Regions from separate parts of the Homo sapiens genome. Here region 1 is linked to region 2. The links are chromatin loops, found by intact Hi-C in ENCODE. Cell type or tissue: MCF 10A. All regions are shown on one strand. Region 1 overlaps SYTL2 (synaptotagmin like 2). Region 2 has its middle 87 kb from the start of CCDC83.

Region 1 (5,000 bases), 250 kb before region 2:
AACAAATTGCATGTATACCTAGCTCTTGATTTCACCAGTGTCTATATAACATCCCATTCTTCTAATAATGAACCATTTTCCTTTGGCCACAGGGTGGGCACATTACCCAGGCTAGGTGAATCATATTACACCATCCACAGTGAATGGTCCAATAGGTGGGCATATGACACAGACCTGGCCAGTTTCCACCATAGGTCTCTCAAGCTGAACCTAGGAAAGAGAAGTGCTTTAGCTGAGAGGTTGTGATGTTGAACCTGGCTGAGGTGCTATTTCTCACTCCCTGAAGAAAAGAGACCACATCTGAGTCTCTAGTTCCAGCCTGCAAGTCCCCAAAATAACCTAGGTTCCCGCAGTACTTCTTTACTCTGTGAGCTAACCCAGTATATTTCCAATAAATCCTCCTTTTTGGCTTATTACCAGTTGGGCTTCTGAAAAAAAAAAGCCCTAAAATATGCAGTTCAAGGAATGCCTCTAGCTTAGAAAAATGTACTTTGAAGTTTTAGGAGGGTCTTTGCCTAAAAGTTACACTGACTCAAAAGCATGTCAACCTGAGTTCACTAAAGAATTCAAGTTGCCTACATTTTTTTAAAGAGACAGGATCTCCTTCTGTCTCCCAGGCTGGAGTGCAGTGGCACAATCAAAACTCACTGCAGCCTCAAACTCCTAGGCTCAAGCAATTCTCCCACCTCAGCCTCCCAAGTAGCTAGGATTACAGGCACACACCACCATGCCCAGCTAATTTTTTTAGTTTTTCTAGAGATGGGATCTTGCTATGCTTCCCAGGCTGGTCTTGAACTTCTGGCCTCAATCAATGCTCTTGCCTCAGCCTCCCAAAGTGTTGGAATTACAAGCATGAGCCACCACACCCAGCCGTGCTTACATTTTATAAAGCATGAAGCTCACACTTAGCCTTCCTTTTGAACCAGGGAAGATTAAATTTATGATTTATATTTTTTTTTCATGTGAAACCTCTCCTTGGACTTCTTGAGGCAGTCAGAAGTGCTGTGGATAGATGCAAAGAAGGTGGGGGGTTCTATTTCCCACTTTGGTGTTTTGAAGATGAGGGATCGGGGGATAGGATGAGACAGGCAGTCCTGGTCCTAGATGGGGAGATAATGGAGCCAATCTCATTATTGCTCCAGAGCTGGCTGGATGCTGGTTTTACAGGTAACTGAAAGAAAGCCTGAGGAAGTAGCTTGTACTATGATCTGGCACAAGCCAGAACAGGGTTTGTGCTTCTACCGCTGTGCTCTAGAAGCGTGACTCTAATTAGCTCATTTTGCCCTTCCTTAAGGTCAGAGCGGGAATGATAAATAGAGCTAGACTAAGCACTCTAATAAAAAACCTGGGTTGGGAGGCCGAGGCAGGCAGATCGCAAGGTCAGGAATTCTCGAGACCAGCCTGGCCAACGTGGTAAAACCCCATCTCTACTAAAAATACAAAAATTGGCCGGGCATGGTGGTGGGCACCTGTAATCCCAGCTACTCAGGAGGCTGAGGCAGGAGAACTGCTTGAACCCGGGAAGCAGAGGTTGCAGTGAGCCGAGATCACGCCAGCGCACTCCGGCCTAGGTGACCAAGCGACACTCCATCTCAAAAAAAAAAAAAAAAAGACCTGAGGAGACAATGGAAAGGGCATTGACCTAGATTAGTCACTCTTATTGACAAGTGGGTAGAACGTTCTAGTATCTGTTCAGGAAGAACAGGCAAGCATTCTAGTTGTTTTCAATGACATTTATGAGATGCTTGTTGTAAGATCCCATGTTCGCCTGTCACTCAGGCTTTCTTGAACCTACATTAAATCAGTGCTTGTTTTCAGAAAATTAAGCTGGTTGGGTCCTAAGGGAGAGTAATGTGCTTCATATACTAAAATCATCCCCAAAGCATTTTAACTACTTAAAAAAAAATAAAAATCCTTGAGATCTGCTATGTCCTTTAAAACAAAATAAATAAAAATAAAAATCCTACTCTTAATAACATAGCCAAAGTTGCCCACTTAGGGGAGATGATGCCCAGAATTGCAGTGAAGACTGCAGAAACATTAGCCCAGAAGAAGTTCATTAGCCTTGTTAGGAAATTTAGATGTTTAGAATTCCTAAAATATTTTATTTAAAATGAGAAGTCACGCTAATTTTCTAATACAATTTAAATCAAATGATAATTTATTCTAAGGGTTTTTACAAAATACGAAAATTTTACATACATAAGAAGAACAGTATAACTGAGCAACTTACATTCTAATTAAAACTTTGTTGCAAAACATGTTTGTGACTACTCTTATGCTGCTTTCATATAGTAAAGTTATAAGAAAAACAATCATATATATGCAGGGTTTTAAAAAAATAAACTCATAAAAATACAGGCTTGAGACCTATTTTAGAATTAAGTCAAAACAAGCCAACAACTGAATTGTACCTATGGCCAGTGGGTGGCACTAAAATACATTTGAGGCTTGTTTTAACTGTTTGTTTTCTCAAGGCAGAAAAACACCAGTAGTTTCAGTCTCATTGCCCTAATATGGAATTCCATATTTTATTAGAGATTACAGAGTAAATAGTTTCTTAAGGTCCATTTTTTTTTTTATCATCACTGATGTCTGTCTCCATTCCCTGCTCCACTTTGAGTATCTTTCTGCGACTTTTTCCCACAACCTACAAAGGTCCTGCAAGGGTACCAGACCCTCTTAACTGTGGCACAGAATTGTGGTGTGAAACACATGATGGCAAACAAGAACATTTTGCTTCTTAACAATACCCCATGTTTAATGCTCTGGGGCAGCTTTTTCTTTGAAGCAGCAGCAGAAATTCAATTTTCCTAGCTTGTTCAAATATCTTATTTAATATTAGAGTCACAAATTACACATTTTGTTATATTTAAATCCCTTGGGCCTTGTAATCAAAGAAGCACATGCAGATTGACTTTTACATGCTGTGTAGTATTCCTTAGGTGCAATAGATAGAAAGTGAGGATATTTGTCCACCTACTCAGATTTTCAAGATCAGATTCCACCGGTTTAGTAGTTTTCAGTGGAGGAGCCAGTGGAATTTGGGCTCATTTGGAAATCTTGGCAATCAAAAGCATTCTGAGAGGCAGTGTTGCTTCAATCCAAGTATTGGGGGAGTTTACCATCTTCTCCCAGAGAGCAACTTCCTCTGAAGTAGAGTCCATCCAGTCCACTTCAGTCCCATAACTTTTACCTGAAAAAAGGAAGCTTTGCATTTAGAAAGAAACAGCTCATTGGGGGTAGGGGAAAGAGGGAAAGTTATTCCCTAATTATAACCACCAGTGGAAGCTAGGAGGAGCTTTCTTCACTGGGAGGGCAGATGTGAGACTCAACATAAGGAAGAACTGTTCAATTGTCTGAGTGACTTCATGTTTGTAATCATTACCATAATTCCTAGAGCAATGATTTTTCTTCAAGTTAATGTAAAGGCCAGATGAAAATTCATCAGGGAATAAGGGAGTTGGGAGGACTCCTGCACTGGGTTGGAGATGACACTAGATAATCTCTAGGTTAGTGTGACTAAGGCTTTAGTGTCTAACAGACTCAATTTTGAATCTTGGCTCTGCCACTTTGTAGCTATGTTACTTACTTTCTTGGACTATCAGTTCCTTTGGGGTAACATTAGTAACTACCTCATAGACTTGTGAGGATTCAATGAAATAATGTAAATGAAGCATTTAATACAGTGACTGGTGCTCCAAAAATGTTATTGTTATTACTCAAAGCATATATTTAGCCTTGAAGGACCATAAATGTTTTTGCAGGGCAGACTAGTGATGAAGGCTTTTCTGTCCCTGCCACTGCCACAATAACTTAAACTCTATATGCAGAGACACTTCACCCTGTTAATCCTCATATCTGGAGCCCTTGGCATACAACCTGACATTTCTTTACTCATTTATTTCACTATACTTAAGAGATATCTGTTTTCAGGATATCTCGGTTTTCACTGGGAAGAAGCAAAGCAACAAACAAACCTCTAGTATCTCTAGAAAAATTTGGCTCATGGAGAATTAAAAATGTAGCAAACAGTACCTGTTCCAAAGCCAATACGAAGACCTCCCAAAAATTGGTTGGTTAATTTGTAATGGTCCCAGACAGTAAGCTCTACACAGGCTTCCATCAGATCTTCAGGCCTGAACCCATCATACACCATAGTGTGGTTGAAGATAGGGTTGGTGGTTTTCCCTACAGCTCTTGTCTTCTGGCGACTTTTCCTACTTGTATCTGGAAGGATGGTACTACAAAAAGAGGCATGATTGTGGGAGCATTTTAGTAAGATAGTGAACATTCATGCTTTCAATACATAACAACACAGCTATTAAAGATTGACAATGGAGGAAAAGATGTGGAGAGATAGTGGTGGTGGTGGTTTGGCAGACAGTGGGGTAGGGGGTAGGAACACATCATGCTGAAAAGACTCTGGACCTAGAGTCAGCTATACTTGGTTTGAATCCTGACTCTGCTACCTCCTGGGTATGCATTTTAGGGAAAGTTACTCAACCTTACGGACACTTGCTTCTTCATCTATAAAATGGGAATGGTGATGCTGATTTCATAAGGCTAAAATTAGAATTAAATAACATATGCAAAACACTTAGCTCCATGCCTGCATTTAGTAAGTGCTTAATATGCTAGTAATCATTTGAGGATTCCTTTAAAATTTGCAAGCACAGGCTATCCTGATTAGCTGTGATAGCCTAAGACATTTGTGTTATACAGAATAGAAAAAGAAGAGAAACCTCTCCAAATTGCTAGATTTGACTTTGGAAATAAATTATGTAATTTTTTTTTTACAATCACTTACATTTCATTTATGATAACAATTAAATGAACTTTAACCTACCATGCCTCTTGTAAGTGGCAATATAAGACAATACAAGTGGCAACACAAGGCAAGAAGGTCTGTGAATGGTCTCAGAATGTGACTGACTGACTTGGTCTTAGAATGAGGCTGACTTGAGCCAAAAAAATCTTACCAGCTGACATCTATAAAG
Region 2 (5,000 bases):
CTTACACTTCAAAATGGAGTGAAGTTGCCATTTTTTAAAGAATGGTAAACTTGTTATAGGTAAGATTTATCTCTATTTTTCTCAGGAAAAAAAAAAAACTTACTTTCCACTGGGACAAATCAAACAGCTTCTAGTAACCAACAAAAACAGCCTATGTGGCAACTCACTGATTTCAGCAGGTCAACAGAAATTGATTTTTTCTCTCACACTTGGAGAGTTCGGATCATGATTTTAAAGCAAGCCAGTCATAACATGTTAAGAATCCCACCTAATTTGTTAGTTGTGGCAGTTTTTCCTTCACAGTGTGAATTTGAGTCAGAAGAAAATATCAAGTGACTATATAAGGAAAATGGCTGTGCTTCCAAGACAAGGATACCCTCTCTCACCACTCCTATTCAACATAGTATTGAAGTTCTGCAAGGGCAATTAGGCAAGAGAAAGAAATAAAGGGTATTCAAATAGGAAGAGAGGAAGTCAAATTGTCTCTGTTTGCAGATGACATGATTGTATATTTAGAAAACCCCATCCTCTCAGCCCAAAATCTCCTTAGCTGCTAAGCCACTTCAGCAAAGTCTCAGGATACAAAATCAATGTGCAAAAATCACAAGCCTTCCTATACACCAATAATAGACAGAGAGCCAAATCATTACGGAACTCCCATTCACAATTGCTACAAAGAATAAAATACCTAGGAATACAACTTACAAGGGATGTGAAGGACATTTTCAAGGAGAACTACAAACCACTGCTCAAGGAATTAAGAGAGGACACACAAAAAAAATGGAAAAACATTCCATGCTCATGGATAGGAAGAATCAATATTGTGAAAATGGCCATACTGCCCAAAGTAATTTATAGATTCAGTGCTATACCCATGAAGCTACCATTGACTTTCTTCACAGAATTTTAAAAAACTACTTTAAATTTCATATGGAACCAAAAAAGAGCCCGTATAGCCAAGACAATCCTAAGCAAAAAGAACAAAGCTGGAGGCATCATACTACCTGACTTCAAACTATACTACAAGGCCACAGTAACCAAAACAGCATGGTACTAGTACCAAAACAGATATATAGACCAATGGAACGAACAGAGTCTTCAGAAATAACATCACACATCTACAACCATTTGCTCTTTGACAAAGCTGACAAAAACAGGAAATGGGGAAAGGATTCCCTATTTAATAAATGGTGTTGGAAAAACTGGCTATCCATATTCGGGAAACTGAAACTGGACCCCTTCCTTACACCTTATACAAAAATTTACTCAAGATGGATTAAAGATTTAAATGTAAGATGTAGAATCATAAAAACCCTAGAAGGAAACCTAGACAATACCATTCAGGACATAGGCACACCCTAATTGAATGGCTGATGGTGGCCATACAAATGGTATGGAATGACACCAGAGAAATACCAGAAACTGTGAGTAAATGGCAGTTGTATACAGATTTGGTGCAAGTAATTTGGGAGATGGGTATATGGCAGGCTATGTTCGATCTGAATACCTGAGGGCCAGATGATGAACGCTTTACCTCCCACATGAGGGACCTTGTATTGGGCTCTGCCCCGCCAAGTGCCTTCGGCTCCCTGGCCGCTCTCCTCACTCCATATGTGGGGTGCCACATACTTGAAGTGACTACTGCCATGGCGGCCCTTGGGGAAGCAAAGGGCCATTAGTGGGACCTAGGAATCTACACCATAAAAAGGGGAACAGTACCCCTTCTGCAGGGTGCCACCTCATGGGACAAAAAGGGGCCCCAGTGGATGACCCACATGCCACCAGATATAGATTGATTTGATTTTGGATAGGGTTGACCAAGAGAAAATTGATAGGCAACCCAATGAAGTGCCGTTAACTTTGTAGAGGCAACTGTCCCTGGAGCAGCAATTCCAGAAAATGCCCAAGAGGTGGCAGGATGATGCTGCTCAGCTCAGTACCCCCGGCCACTCCATCTCAAGCACTACTTGCAGATGGATGGAGGTATAGAAATTTTTGTGTTTGATAAGGGAACTGGCCGAGGTGCTCGGCTTGGGGGAACACTGGACAACTGGAGGCCACAAGTGGAATTGACAATCCACTGGTCCCCCACCAACATACAGCGGGTGCTGGTGCTGGTAGACACTGGCACAGATTGTACTCTCGTCTGTGGGAACCTGGATAAATTTCCAGGCAAGGCTGCATATATAGATGGCTATAGAGGTCAGTCAGTGAAAGTGAAACCTGCATCTTTGCACCTTGGCATTGGCTGCTTGGCTCCCCACTTATAAACTATGTTTCTCCCATACCTGAATACATTTTGGGGGTGGATACTTTACATGGCTTGGCTTTACAAACCACGGATGGGGAATTCAGACTCCAAGTATGTGGGGTTAAGCTGGTACTCCACAGACATACACATCACTAGCTCCATGTCCTGCCACAACCCTTATGGATTACTTCCACGTGTCAATACCACTTGCCAGGTGAGCATACAGAGATAACTGAGACTATTAAGAAGTTAGAAAAGGTGCAGATAATGTGTAACACCTACAGACCCTACAATTTTCCAGTATGGCCAGTCAAGAAGCCTGATGGAACTTGGCAGATGACAGTGGATTATTGAGAACTAAATAAAGTAATACCCCTTTTACATGCAGCTGTACCCTCTATCATGGATTTGATGGACCCCTTGACAATGAAGTTGGGAGAGTACCACTATGTGGTGGACTTGGCCAATGCATTCTTCTCAGTTGACATTGCTCCAGAGAGCCAGGAAGTTTGCCTTCACATGGGAAGGGCAACAGTGGACTTTCACAGTGCTGCCGCAGGGCTATATGTGTAGCCCCATCATACATCATGGTCTCCTTGCCACGGATTTAGCCGCCTGGAAGTGTCCAAAGGGAATCCACCTATTCCATTATATTGATGATATTATGTTAACCTCTGATTCTCTTGCAGGTTCAGAAGTGGTGGCACCCCTTTTACAACAACATTTGGCAGCATGAGGTTGGGCAGTCAACAAATCCTAGGTCCAAGGGCCTGAACTGTCTGCCAAATTATTGGTAGTTATCTGCTTGGGTAAAACAAAGGCTATACCAGAGGCCATCACTGATAAAATTCAGGCATATACCCGGCCCACAACAATGAGGCAACTACAGACTTTTGTAGGCCTCTTGGGATATTGGTGGGCATTTGTACCCCATTTGGCTCAGATGGTAAAACCGTTGTGTCAGTTGACAAAAATGGGAACTACTTGGGATTGGGACAATGAGGCTGAGATGGCTTTTCTGGCAGCCAAGTGGGCCATACAGCAAGCACAGGCCCTACAAGTAATTGATCGGGGCGCCCATTTGAACTTGATGTGCGTGTGACCACAGATGCTTTTGGCAAGGCCTATGGCAGCACACAGAGGGCTTTAGAATACTGGCAGGCTTTTGGTCCCAACTTTGGAAGGAAGCTGAGCTCTGGTATTCATTGATAGGGAAGGAGTTAATAGCTGCATATGCCACCCTTCAGGCTTGTGAGAGTGTGATGGGACAAACAACAGTAGTCATGCCTGTAGATGACTTACCCAATAGTGGGGTGGGTACCTTCACGGGTAATGACCCTCCGGACTGGGATGGCACAGACATCTACCTTAGCAAAGTGGGGAGCCTAGTCAAAACAGCAGAGTACCCTGAGTAAAAGCCCCTTATCAGCAGAATTACAAGAAGTCTTGGGACCTGTAGTCCTGATGCAAGATAAGGCCATGGGTCAACCTGAGGCACCCTTAAACCCTGAGCCATTACCATTTAAAGAGGGGCAGGCACCTCTTCCATTCCCAGTGGAGCATGGTATAAAGATGGGTCCAGCCAGGGTGTTACTGCTGCCTGGACTGCTGTTGCGGTCCAGCCTAGTATTGATACCATATGGTTTGATACTGGAGGTGGACAAAGTCAGTGAGCTGAACTCGGGGCAGTATGGATGGTGATCACCAAGAAGGAGACACCTATGGTAATCTGCCCCAGTAGCTGGGCAGTTTACTGAGGCCTGACCTTGTGGTTAACTACCTGGAAGTTACACGATTGGCTAGTTGGTCACTGGCCCATTTGGGGCCAGGCCATGTGGCAAGACCTATGGAAAGAAGGATGACCTCCTCTGACCAGGTATGGGGACCAACAGTAACCTGTGGTTGCCTGCCCTAATGCCCCTAAAGGCAGGGGAACAAAAAACCTGGCTTTGAACATGGACCCTTCAAGTCCCCCATTGCCAATGGTTGGCTATGGTAGCCCTCTGGGGGGAGGGCCTACAGTATGATTTACATGTCACTCCTTGGGTATTCAATATATGGCTTCCATGATTGACCGTTCGTAGGGGAATGCTCAGGGAAGGAACCCCCCTCCTTGTATTGTCTGTATGGCCTATTGTGAGCTCCCCAGTGACTTTGGCACAAATACAGGACACAAAGAAACCATGGGGAGCTGAGAAGCTGTGGTACCATTGCCCAGGGCAGAAGCCCTTGGCGGCTGCATTGTTATCCAGAGATAAAAGGTTGGCTTGTATTTTGCCTCAGAAGAGTGATTTACCTGTGTGTGCCTGCTTTGTCATTCTGACCATAAGTTGACATGCTCTAACAGCATTGTGGAATGGGCTATGCTGAGATGACCAATGTGTCCAGCTGTTGGATCTGCACCACCCTTCCCGTAGCAGCTGCAGATGACTTGCCCTGGCACATACATCCAGCTTCTGCAGAAAACCAGACATGGTTAGAGACTTGGGGTCCCATGGCCAATGTTTGTAACATGACACAGCAAGCTTTGGCTAGGGAGTGCTATAAGACCCATGGCATTCCCACCCCCTGGCTGACCTGTAGCATCTATGATGGATGGGGCTGGTTAGTGGGGGTTAGCCCCCACCACAGGTACCATGATGTATAGAGCAGCTTTGGGTAATGCCACCATGGGGTGGTTACCCGCCATAGCCTGCACAAATATAATATATGTCACCACACCAAAGGTGCGGCAGAATAGGCAGCTTCA

What was found. Hi-C counts contacts between places; a loop is a spot of excess contacts. Peaks named below come from ENCODE experiments on the same cell type or tissue, not always from the same donor. Only the 100,000 strongest peaks of a DNase experiment are listed, where the experiment ranks them.
Region 1: it touches region 2 in a loop (3-fold over the local background); 7 of 110 quality-filtered maps call a loop at or near these places.

Annotation. Positions count from the first base shown.
Region 1 is chr11:85,692,145-85,697,144 of GRCh38, forward strand. SYTL2 (synaptotagmin like 2) reads right to left here. Exons shown (of 20, transcript NM_206927.4): 19 at 4,039-4,244; 20 at 2,085-3,196. The coding sequence ends at 3,051. Among named protein-coding and RNA genes, the nearest start is that of CCDC89, 8.4 kb to the left of the region's middle. In MCF 10A, a CTCF peak has its summit at 2,441 (motif pointing right); no DNase peak of the experiment used is centred here.
Region 2 is chr11:85,939,639-85,944,638 of GRCh38, forward strand. No RefSeq gene overlaps it. Among named protein-coding and RNA genes, the nearest start is that of CCDC83, 87 kb to the left of the region's middle. In MCF 10A, a CTCF peak has its summit at 1,910 (motif pointing right); a DNase peak (open chromatin) is centred at 1,923.